Regions from separate parts of the Homo sapiens genome. Here region 1 is linked to region 2. The links are chromatin contacts, found by Hi-C or POLR2A ChIA-PET in ENCODE. All regions are on one chromosome and are shown on one strand. The core of a region is the stretch at or near the end of the contact, and the rest is flanking DNA. Distances in the headings are between cores, read along the strand shown.

Evidence for each region. Hi-C counts contacts between places; a loop is a spot of excess contacts on that map. ChIA-PET counts read pairs that join two places held with the same protein, here RNA polymerase II (POLR2A). Pooled maps may share reads with other maps.
Region 1: a loop to region 2 is called in a pooled map, with 16 times the contacts of the local background. The contact joins the promoter of ERP29 here to the promoter of UNG in region 2. A Hi-C loop is called at or near these places in 1 of 37 single-sample maps with no recorded cell type and 7 of 50 pooled maps. POLR2A ChIA-PET finds 5 or more read pairs at or near these places in 1 of 52 experiments (OCI-LY7).

Annotation. Positions count from the first base shown.
Region 1 is chr12:112,010,256-112,014,882 of GRCh38, reverse strand. ERP29 (endoplasmic reticulum protein 29) reads right to left here and starts at 1,457. Exons shown (of 3, transcript NM_006817.4): 1 at 1,274-1,457. The coding sequence starts at 1,417. TMEM116 (transmembrane protein 116) reads left to right here and starts at 1,718. Exons shown (of 11, transcript NM_001193531.2): 1 at 1,718-1,881. RefSeq lists enhancers at 1-123, 1,794-1,983, 1,854-2,742, 3,247-3,760 and silencers at 1,124-1,213, 1,554-1,633.
Region 2 is chr12:109,095,147-109,099,476 of GRCh38, reverse strand. It overlaps UNG (uracil DNA glycosylase), which reads right to left and starts at 1,880. Exons shown (of 7, transcript NM_080911.3): 1 at 1,666-1,880; 2 at 839-1,045; 3 at 193-288. The coding sequence starts at 1,797. RefSeq lists a silencer at 1,312-1,701.

The DNA of each region.
Region 1 (4,627 bases), core at 208-2,707, 2.9 Mb before region 2:
AACTTTGCCTTGAATGAGCTGCAAGTGCCAAATCCACGACAGGGAACGCTTGAAAATAGGAGACTTCAACCACTGGAGACAACTACTTCTTGGTTTCACTTCCCCACAATGAGTACAAAACCTGAAAATGAAATGACTGGCTCTCTCGCAACACTAAGCTTGCCCATCTCCTAGAGGAAGTTAAAAGCTGCTCGTGGGTGAAGACAGGTGCAAGAGGAGGGGACTGGGACTGCGGTGTTGCATTCAGCCACCATTTCCAACCGTCCATTTACTCAGGCCAGGATCCCTAATTCTGCAAAAATGGAAGGGGGGAAAGGCGGAGGTAGTGGCAAATTCTTCCATGCCTTGACCCAATTTTACTGATTTTGTTGCCAACCCCAAGATGTTTCCTACAACAGCTATCCCCAACCTTTTTGGCACCAAGAACTGGTTTCATGGAAGACAACTTTTCCACGGGGTTGGGTGGTTTCGACATGAACCTGTTTCGCCTCAGATCATCAGGCATTAGATTCTGATAAGAAGCACACAACCTGGATCCCTCACATGCGTAGTTCACAATAAAGGTCGTGCTCCTATGAGAATGTAATGCCGCAGCTGATGTAACAGGAGGCGGAGCTCAGGCTGTAGTGCTAGCTCGCCTGCCGCTCACCTCCTGCTGTGCGGCCCGGTTTCTAACAGGCCACCGACGGGCCTGGTGGTTGGGGACCCCTGCTTTACAGGGTGGCTGAACTGAAGCTTATTCTTCACGCTTGCACTATTCAAGATGTATGATATCTGATCATTGTTTGCACACTGCAAAGCAGGCTGCAATCCAACCCTGGGAAGAGGGGCGCGGACACGCAGGCTAACGCGCCTGCATTTCCCCCCGCCAACCCCTCCCAGCTTCCACAGCCGGGAGCCCGGTGGCGTCGACCTCGCACCGCCCTCCGGTTCTCCCACTTGGGACTCGAGGGTTGGATCTCGCCAGGCACCGCCCTCTCCCCACAGGTGAAGGGAAGGGGCACCCAGTTCCCTCGGCTGCATCTTTGCAAGGGTGGATGCAAGTATAAATGCTGCAAAAGCAAGGGTGCGCCGGGGCCCTGAAGCGTGCATGCCCGGTGGTCATAACATTCTCCGCTCAGAGTCCACTAGGCCTGTAGGACGCCGGGAAGCTCTGGGACCGTTGCTACAGACCACCTCCCGTCAGCTCCCGGAATCCAGCGTCTCCCCACGGGCGCGCGCTCTTCCGGGCGCCCCGGCGGCACCTGCGCGCGACGTCCCCCGCCCCGGTTACCTTGTAGAAAGTGACCGTATCCAGGGGAAGGGCGCCCTTGGTGTGCAGGCCGCTGCCGCCATGCGGAGCGGAGAGGAGCAGGAAGCCCAGGAGAAGGGGAAGCAGCGGGGAGAGAAATGCGGCGCGGGGCACAGCGGCAGCCATATCGCCGGGTTCCTGCAGAGGGAGGTAGGTAAGCGATAGTGGAGAACGCCCCGAGTCAGCGGTCACGTGACTGGGGGGGCGGACTCACGCGCGCTCACGTGGACACCCCAGGAGGCTCCCATCTGTCTAGGGTGAGAGGGTGGGGCCACGTGAGGGGCGGGGCGAGGGAGGGGAAGCTGCTGCGCACGCGTACTCGGCGAAGCTCGCGTAGGGCCTGGGTAAAAGGGCGGGGCCACGTTGCGGGCGGGAAAATGGGCTCCTGCGCGCGCGCACTCGCCGAGTCTTCCGGCGGGTCCGCCCAGTTCCGTTCCTGCTCCGCTTGAGGAGAAGCGCCAAGTGCGCATGGGGACGCTATAGCAATTCGTTTGCTGTCCTTCCTCTCCTTCGAAGATGACAAGGCCTACCATCGTTTCTTCCTGCCTTTGGGCCGTCAGGCAGTTGGTTGGGACCCGCTCCAACCCTCGGTCAGTCTATTAGTCAAGTTCAGCCGTTATTCTCAGTCAGGCTCCGTCACCACCCTGACCCAGGCGGGCAGTGGCTCCGCGGCTTCCCTGAGCTTTTTGGCCAGGCTTGGCGGTCAGTGTGGCAAGCAGGGCCCTCTTAGGCCCGATCTGAGGTGAGCGCCTCCCCTGGGAGACGCCAGGCTCCTGGGATCCGCCCAGCCAAGGCCCACCCTCCAGGAACCCCAGACGCAATTCTAATCATTCTGTTCCGCAGGTAGTCACTCGGTCCCTGGCTTGTGCCAGACTCTGGCTTTGCCTGCGGGGCTACGGAATAAGCAGAAACAAGACCGTTGTGTGCTGAAGGCACGCACTTTGTTGGGGGAGGAGGCGGCATAGGAATAATGATCTAAACAGTGCAGTGTAATTGCTGTAAAATATTATTCCGGCTGGGCGCGTTGACTCACGTCTGTAATCCCAGCACTTTGGGAGGCCGAGGCAGGTGGATTACCTGAGGTCAGGAGTTCGAGACCAGCCTGGCCAACATGGTGAAACCCCGTTTCTACTAAAAATCAGGCGAGTGTGGTGGTGCGTGCCTGTAATCCCAGCTACTCAAGAGGCTGAGGCAGGAGAATTGCATGAACCCAGGAGGCGGAAGTTGGGGTGAGCCGAGATTTCGCCATTGCACTTCAGCCTAGGTGACAGAGCGAGACTCAGTCTCAAAAAGAAAAAAAAAGACCGTATTTTCTTATTGTAAAGAGACAGAGATTCAGCCATCCCTGCTCAGGAGCATCAGAGGAAGTTGTAGACAGGAGGTGACTTTTGAGCTGGACCTTGAAATAAGAGGGGGCGTGCATGAGGCAAAGAGAAACAGGGCATTTCTAACAATGGGAAAATTATGCACAGGCATGTTGGGGAACTGGTTGAGATGAATCTATGTAAAGGCGAACTGGCGCAACAGCTGCTGCCGCTCTTTTTTATTTTGATTGATTATTACTGAGCTTCCATGGGGCGGATTCGAAAGGGTCTCACCAAGCTAAAGGGTTTGGAGTCACCAGAAGTTTTAACTAGGAGAGTGAGGTTAGATTTGTGTGTAGAAACAGCACCCAGGTCAGCCTGGGCAACGTAATGAAACCTCGTCTCTACAATAAGTAGAAAAATTAGCCATGTGTGGTAGTGCATGCCTGTGGTCCCAGGTACTTGGGAGGCTGAGGCAGCAGGATCACTTGGACCTGAGGGGTCGAGGCTGCAGTCAGCCCTGATTGCTGCCACTGCACTCCAGTCTGGGCAACAGAGAAGACTGTCTCAAAACAAAAACAACATTACTCAGGAATGAAGGAAATGGATTGGAATTGAGAAGACGGGACTAAAGCCAATTAATGGGGTATGGCAATAGTCTAGTTGGAAGAGGTTAAGGTCATGCAGTAGGACATAATAGGGCTGAAGAAGTATGGATGGAATTGACAAACTTTTAAAGGGTAGAATTCACAAGATTTGATGAACAAATGCATGTAAGAGAACATATACAATGCATTGTAAGGGACTTACTGCTATAATTAACCATTGTATGTTTCCAAAATGTATGTGTATAAATAGTCAACAGTGATAACAGGATCCAATCATGGACAACCAGTTTGATTGGATATAAATTTTGAAAGAAAGTGTGTGTGTGTTTGTGTGTGTGTATGTGTGAATGTGTCTGGGGAAGTTAAGAAAAATTTTGAGTTTGCCCTATTGATGGCAGCCAGCTGCAGCAGGGAGGTGTGACTGGGGCTGCACACTCCATGGAGCCTGTGGGAGCCCCGCCCCTTCTGAGTTGAGGCAGGAGCCCCTGGTGCCATTGTGGCTGCCCTCCCAGGTGCAGGACCTGGGCATCTCTGCAGCCTGCACCCTTGGGGGACCAGCAAGACACCCTACTGCAATCCCTGCAGGCTCAGGAGTGTCTGTTCCCACCGCCTGGACTCTCTCTACTCCCGGGGCCTGCTCCAATCTCAGAGCGGGCTTGGGGCCAAGAATGGCAATGGGAGGCAGATTGATTCCAGGGTAGAAGTGGGTGAGTCCCCAGTAAGACCCCACCTTCAGGTCAGGGAGGGCCTGAAGACAGGGGTCCAGGCTGCCAGTCCTGCAGACTGGAGTAGGGACTCGTGGTGCATCTTCTGGCCTGCCCATGGACCAATCGGCATGTACTTCCTCCCCTCGGAGGTCCATAAAAACCCTGGGTTCAGCCAGAGTAGGGCAGAGGACTGCCAGAGGACCAAGAGGGCAGAGACCTATGGGTCAACAAGCCTAAGAGAGGAGCTACCCTCTCTGCTGATAGTTGGAGATGATGGAACAGCCAGTTGCAAAAAGGACCTACCCTCCCTGCTGACAGCTGCAGAGACAACCTGTGGGCAGAGAAGAGCCACCCTCTCCAGGGCCTCCTCTCTTCTGAGAGCTGCAGACATTAGGACGATCAGTTGCAGAGAGGAGCCATCCTCTCCAGGGCCTCCTCTCTACTGAGAACTGAATACCTGATGGACAACCTGCCTACAGAGAGGAAATACCCACTGGAGGTCTCTGAGCTGTTGTAACACTCAATAAAGTTCATCTTTGTCTTGTTCACCCTTCATTGTCCACGTACCTCATTCTTTTCCTGGATGCAGGACAAGAACTCGGGTAAAGGCACTGTGGCCACAGAGGTTTCTGGCCAGAAAATGGACACCCCAAAGACCCCGTAACACTATGAGCTACAAGACAAGTGATAGAAATTAGAAGAAGGGAAAACTATGAA
Region 2 (4,330 bases), core at 631-3,130:
TGCCACATAAATACCACGTGGTAAACATTAAAAAGAGTAAATACAGGCTGAAATACAGTCAGCCAAACCTCGGGATTTCAGTGTTTTATTTACTACTGAATGATGGACTGTGGCTTAACTCCAGTGTCCCTAATTTAAAAATACTATTTGACTCCTTCTCCCCAATAAAAATTATCAACAAGTTGTACTTACATCTTTTATGTCACACATCTGGGTCCAGGTGAAGACTTGGTGTGGGGGTGGATAAACAGTGTAATGCTTTCTTTCTTCTGCAACAAATCCCATTAGCTGATTTAAAGATAAACTAGACTTAAAATCAGATTCTCATTGGAAACCATAAGAATTCAATAAGAAAGCTTCTAGTGCAAGTTATTTGGAACATCATTAGTTCTTTGTCATGTTATGTCCAAATTCTTTTAAAAAACAACAAACAAAAACAGTGCCTGCCCCCCCACCTAAGTGGTTCAATCAGGTCAATTCCTTGCCTCTTTCTCTGGGCTGGGTCCTGACAGTGCCACTCCTCTCGGCTTTTTAAAGCTCAAGCCAGGTTTCATTCAGGATGGTTGGTGATTTTACTACGCCAGCCTTTCCTGGACAATAGACTATGTGACTTAAATGAATCCATGATATCATCTCGCGGGTCGTTAACAACTTTAACCAATATAAAGCTGCAGAGTGAAACATCATGGCTTTCTTTTACCCCCTTTGTGAGTAAAGGAGGTTGAAGGGGGTACAACCTAAGCCTACGGAAACATGAACTTGGCCGGCTACACTAACAAGACAAAAGGGCCGGCAGCCTCCACATTTACCCTTATGGAAGGTGCATTTCCATATTTACCTTGATAAAATACGGTTTCCCGAACTCCCCGCTGAGGTGCTTCTTCCAGCTCTCTCCAAAGCCCACGGGCACGTTGCGGGCCGCGAGTCTGAGCAGGGCCGCGGCCTTGTTCCTCTGGATCCGGTCCAACTGCTCGGCACTCAGCGGCGAGGAGGGCGGCGTCCCAGGCTCCTCCTGCCCAGCCGGGGCCTTCTTGGCTGGGATGGCCTGCAAGTGGTCCCCGCAGAGGCGGCTCAAGAGCTGCAGCGGCCCCTTCCCAGGCGTCCGCAGCTTCCGGCCCAACCCCCACGGCCCAAGGCAGAAGACGCCCATTTGTGGAACAGGTCCCAGCAAAAGCGGACAGTAAGAGCCCAGGGCTGGGCCCGGTCCGGGAATTGGGAATTAGGTTCTAAACTGGAGCGGGGAGACGGGCTGGGAGGCGCCCTATGGCTTCCCGAGGAGCGTCGCGGTGACTGGGAACCCTGCACAGAGGTGCCCCGCCCCCGCCAGACCCGCCCCACCGCGTCCCCACGTGGTCTTTTCGCGGCAAAAAACCTCCCTCTGGGTCCCGCCCCCTCTCCCCTCTGATTGGACAGCGCACCGAGCCAGGAGGGCCTGCGGCGCGCGGATTGGCGCCATGGGCCCCGAGACGCGTTCCCATTGGCTGGCCCTTTAGCATGGCGGCCCATGGGGGACAGCGGCGGCTATTTTGAACACGTGGAGGCTATTTGGAAAGCGGAGCCCGGGTTTACCGAGTCAGAGGCGCGATCCTGCACGCCCTCCGTCAGGCGGGGCCCACCGCCTTCCTCCCCCTTCACCCCCTAGCCCCGGCCCAAGCCGCGCCTCACCGCCGCATCTCCGCTTTCCTCAGGCACCCCAGCCACGCCGGTCCCCTGGACGGCCGGCTCGGGGCTGGGGGCGTGTCGCTTCCTGGCGGGGCTGGGGGAGAAAAAGGAGTAGAGCGTCTTCTGGCCGATCATCCTGGAGCTGAGGAGGCAGCGAACGCGCGCCACCCGGGAACCGGCGAGGCTAGCCCTGGCTGTGGCTGTGGCGGTCAGCAATTGGCGCCAAGCGGCCCGCGCATGCTCCGAGCGGGGGGCTTTGCTGGGGGCGGGGGGCGGTGGAAGGCCCAGTGCGCATGTGCGGGAGGGGCTGGAGTGCAACGCCCCTGGGAGGAGGTGGGGCGTGCAACGGTGCCCGGGGGCCTATTCTTTCATTCGCTTTGTGCCTTCAGCCCACCTCTGCTCTTTGGACAGGCTCTTAAGGCTCAGCTGCAAGAAGAGAAGACTGGTCAGGCGCGGTGGCCCACGCCTGTAATCCTAGCGCTTTGGGAGGCCCAGGCTGGAGGATCGCTTGAGGCCAGAGGGTCTGAGCTGTAGTGAGCTTTGATCGCGCCAATGCACTCCAGGCCTGGGCGACAGAGCGAGACCCTGTCTCTCGGTGGGGTCGGGGGGAGGGGGCTGGGAAGAAAAGTTCCTGCCCCTTAGGGGTGTTGTGGGAGTGCAATGAACAATATAATAATATTGTCCGGGCTTGATGGCTCACGTCTGTAATCCCCGCACTGTAATCCGAGGCATCTCAAAAACAAACAAACAAACAAATACTATTATATTTTGTGTGTGTATTTTGTTTTTGAGACAGAGTCTTGCTCTGTCGCCCAGGCTGGAATGCAGTGGTGTGATCTCAGCCCACTGCAACCTCCGCCTCCCGGATTCAAGCGATTCTCGTGCCTCAGCTAGGATTATAGGCGCGCGCCACCACGCCTGGCTAATTTTTCTATTTTTAGTAGAAATGGGGTTTCACCATGTTTGCCCAAGTGTGTTTTGTATTTTTTTAGTAGAGATGGGGGATCTCACCATGTTGGCCAGTCTGGTCTCGAACTCCTGACCTCAGGCGATCTGCCCACCTTGGCCTCCCAAAGTGCTGGGATTACAGGCATGAGCCACCACACCCAGCCAATATTATTTGTTGAACTGTTATATACATTTTCTCACGCAATTTTCATGGCCTATTTTATGACGATAAACTAAGGCTTAGTGCAGTCAAACATTTTGCCTAATGTATCAGGCTTGTGGGAGACTTTCGGGTCATAGAGGTTAAACACCAACGATTTGTCTTCCAAATGACACCACTGTACCGAACCTCCTCCCACCACTACTAATACACTTAGGATTCTCTTTCCCTCCCTCACATCCAAACCATCCATATCTGCTTTTGGTTCTTTCTCCAAAGCAAACCTCAAATTCAACTGCTGCTCTTGCATCTCCTAGCTACAGAAGACCAGCTGGGAAGCTGGTGTTCTCTTTTCTAGAGAGAGATTTTTACATCATGACAATACCTGGGGCCTGGCCCAGCTCGGTGGCTCACGCCTGTAATCCCAACACTTTGGGAGGCCAAGGAGGGGCGTATCGCTTGAGCACAGGAGTTCGAGACCAGCCTGGCAAACATGGTGAAACCCCGTCTCTACTAAAAATACAAAAATTAGCCAGGCGTGGTGGCATGCATTTGCAATCCCAGCTACTCAGGAGGCTGAGGCAGGAGAATCACTTGAACCCGGGAGGCGGAGGTTGCAGTGAGCTGAGATTGTGCCACTGCACTCCAGCCTGGGTGACAGAGCAAGACCCTGTCTACAAACAAAAAAAAGAAAAAGAAAAAAAAGACAATCCTTAGGTTAAAACCCTTCTTTGGTTTTCAAAAAGGCTTAGAATAAACCCCAGCTTCCTACCCAGGTCTCAGTGCTGCCTCCTCTCTGATGGAAGCCCCCACTACTGAGTCCAGCTCCCAGCACAATTGCTGGACACACCCAGCTTGTCCCCCTGTGGCCTGCACACCCTTGCATTCACCGTCCCCTTGCCTGGAAAGCCTCAGGTCTCAGCTCAGGATCTTTCCCTGAAAAGGACTTCTCCTCCTGCCCCACTTTCTAGCCCATTGCTCTATAACTGCTATACTATACAAAAGCATCTTATTTATTTTTTCTTTTTACACAATTTCTTTAGAGACAGCATATTATTTATTCTTTCCTTGTGTGTTTCTGTCTCCATCCCCGAAATGTAACCTGAGTGAAGAAAGGAACTTGCTGCTTCTTGTTGCTGGTGTGTCCCAGTGCCTAGGACAAGAAGCTGAAGTCTAAGGGAGAGAGGCTCAAAGCTGAAAATCATTTGCCCTTAGAGCCACTATGACCCAGCACTCCCACACCTAGGCATTATTTACCCAAGGGAAATGAAAAACTATATTCACAAAGCTTGTATGTGAATGTTTATAGTGATTTTACTCATAGTAACCTAAAATCAGAGAAACAACCCTATGTGGGGCCTACTCCTGTGGGGCATCCCTTCTATACCAGTAATAAAAAGGAACAAATAAGTAATACAAATGTGCATATACGACTGGGCACAGCGGCTCATGACTGCAATTCCAGCACTTTGGGAGGCCAAGGCAGGCGGATTTCTTCAGCTCACCAGCTGAAGACTATGGAGACCAGCCTGGGCAACATGGCAAAAACCCATCTCTACA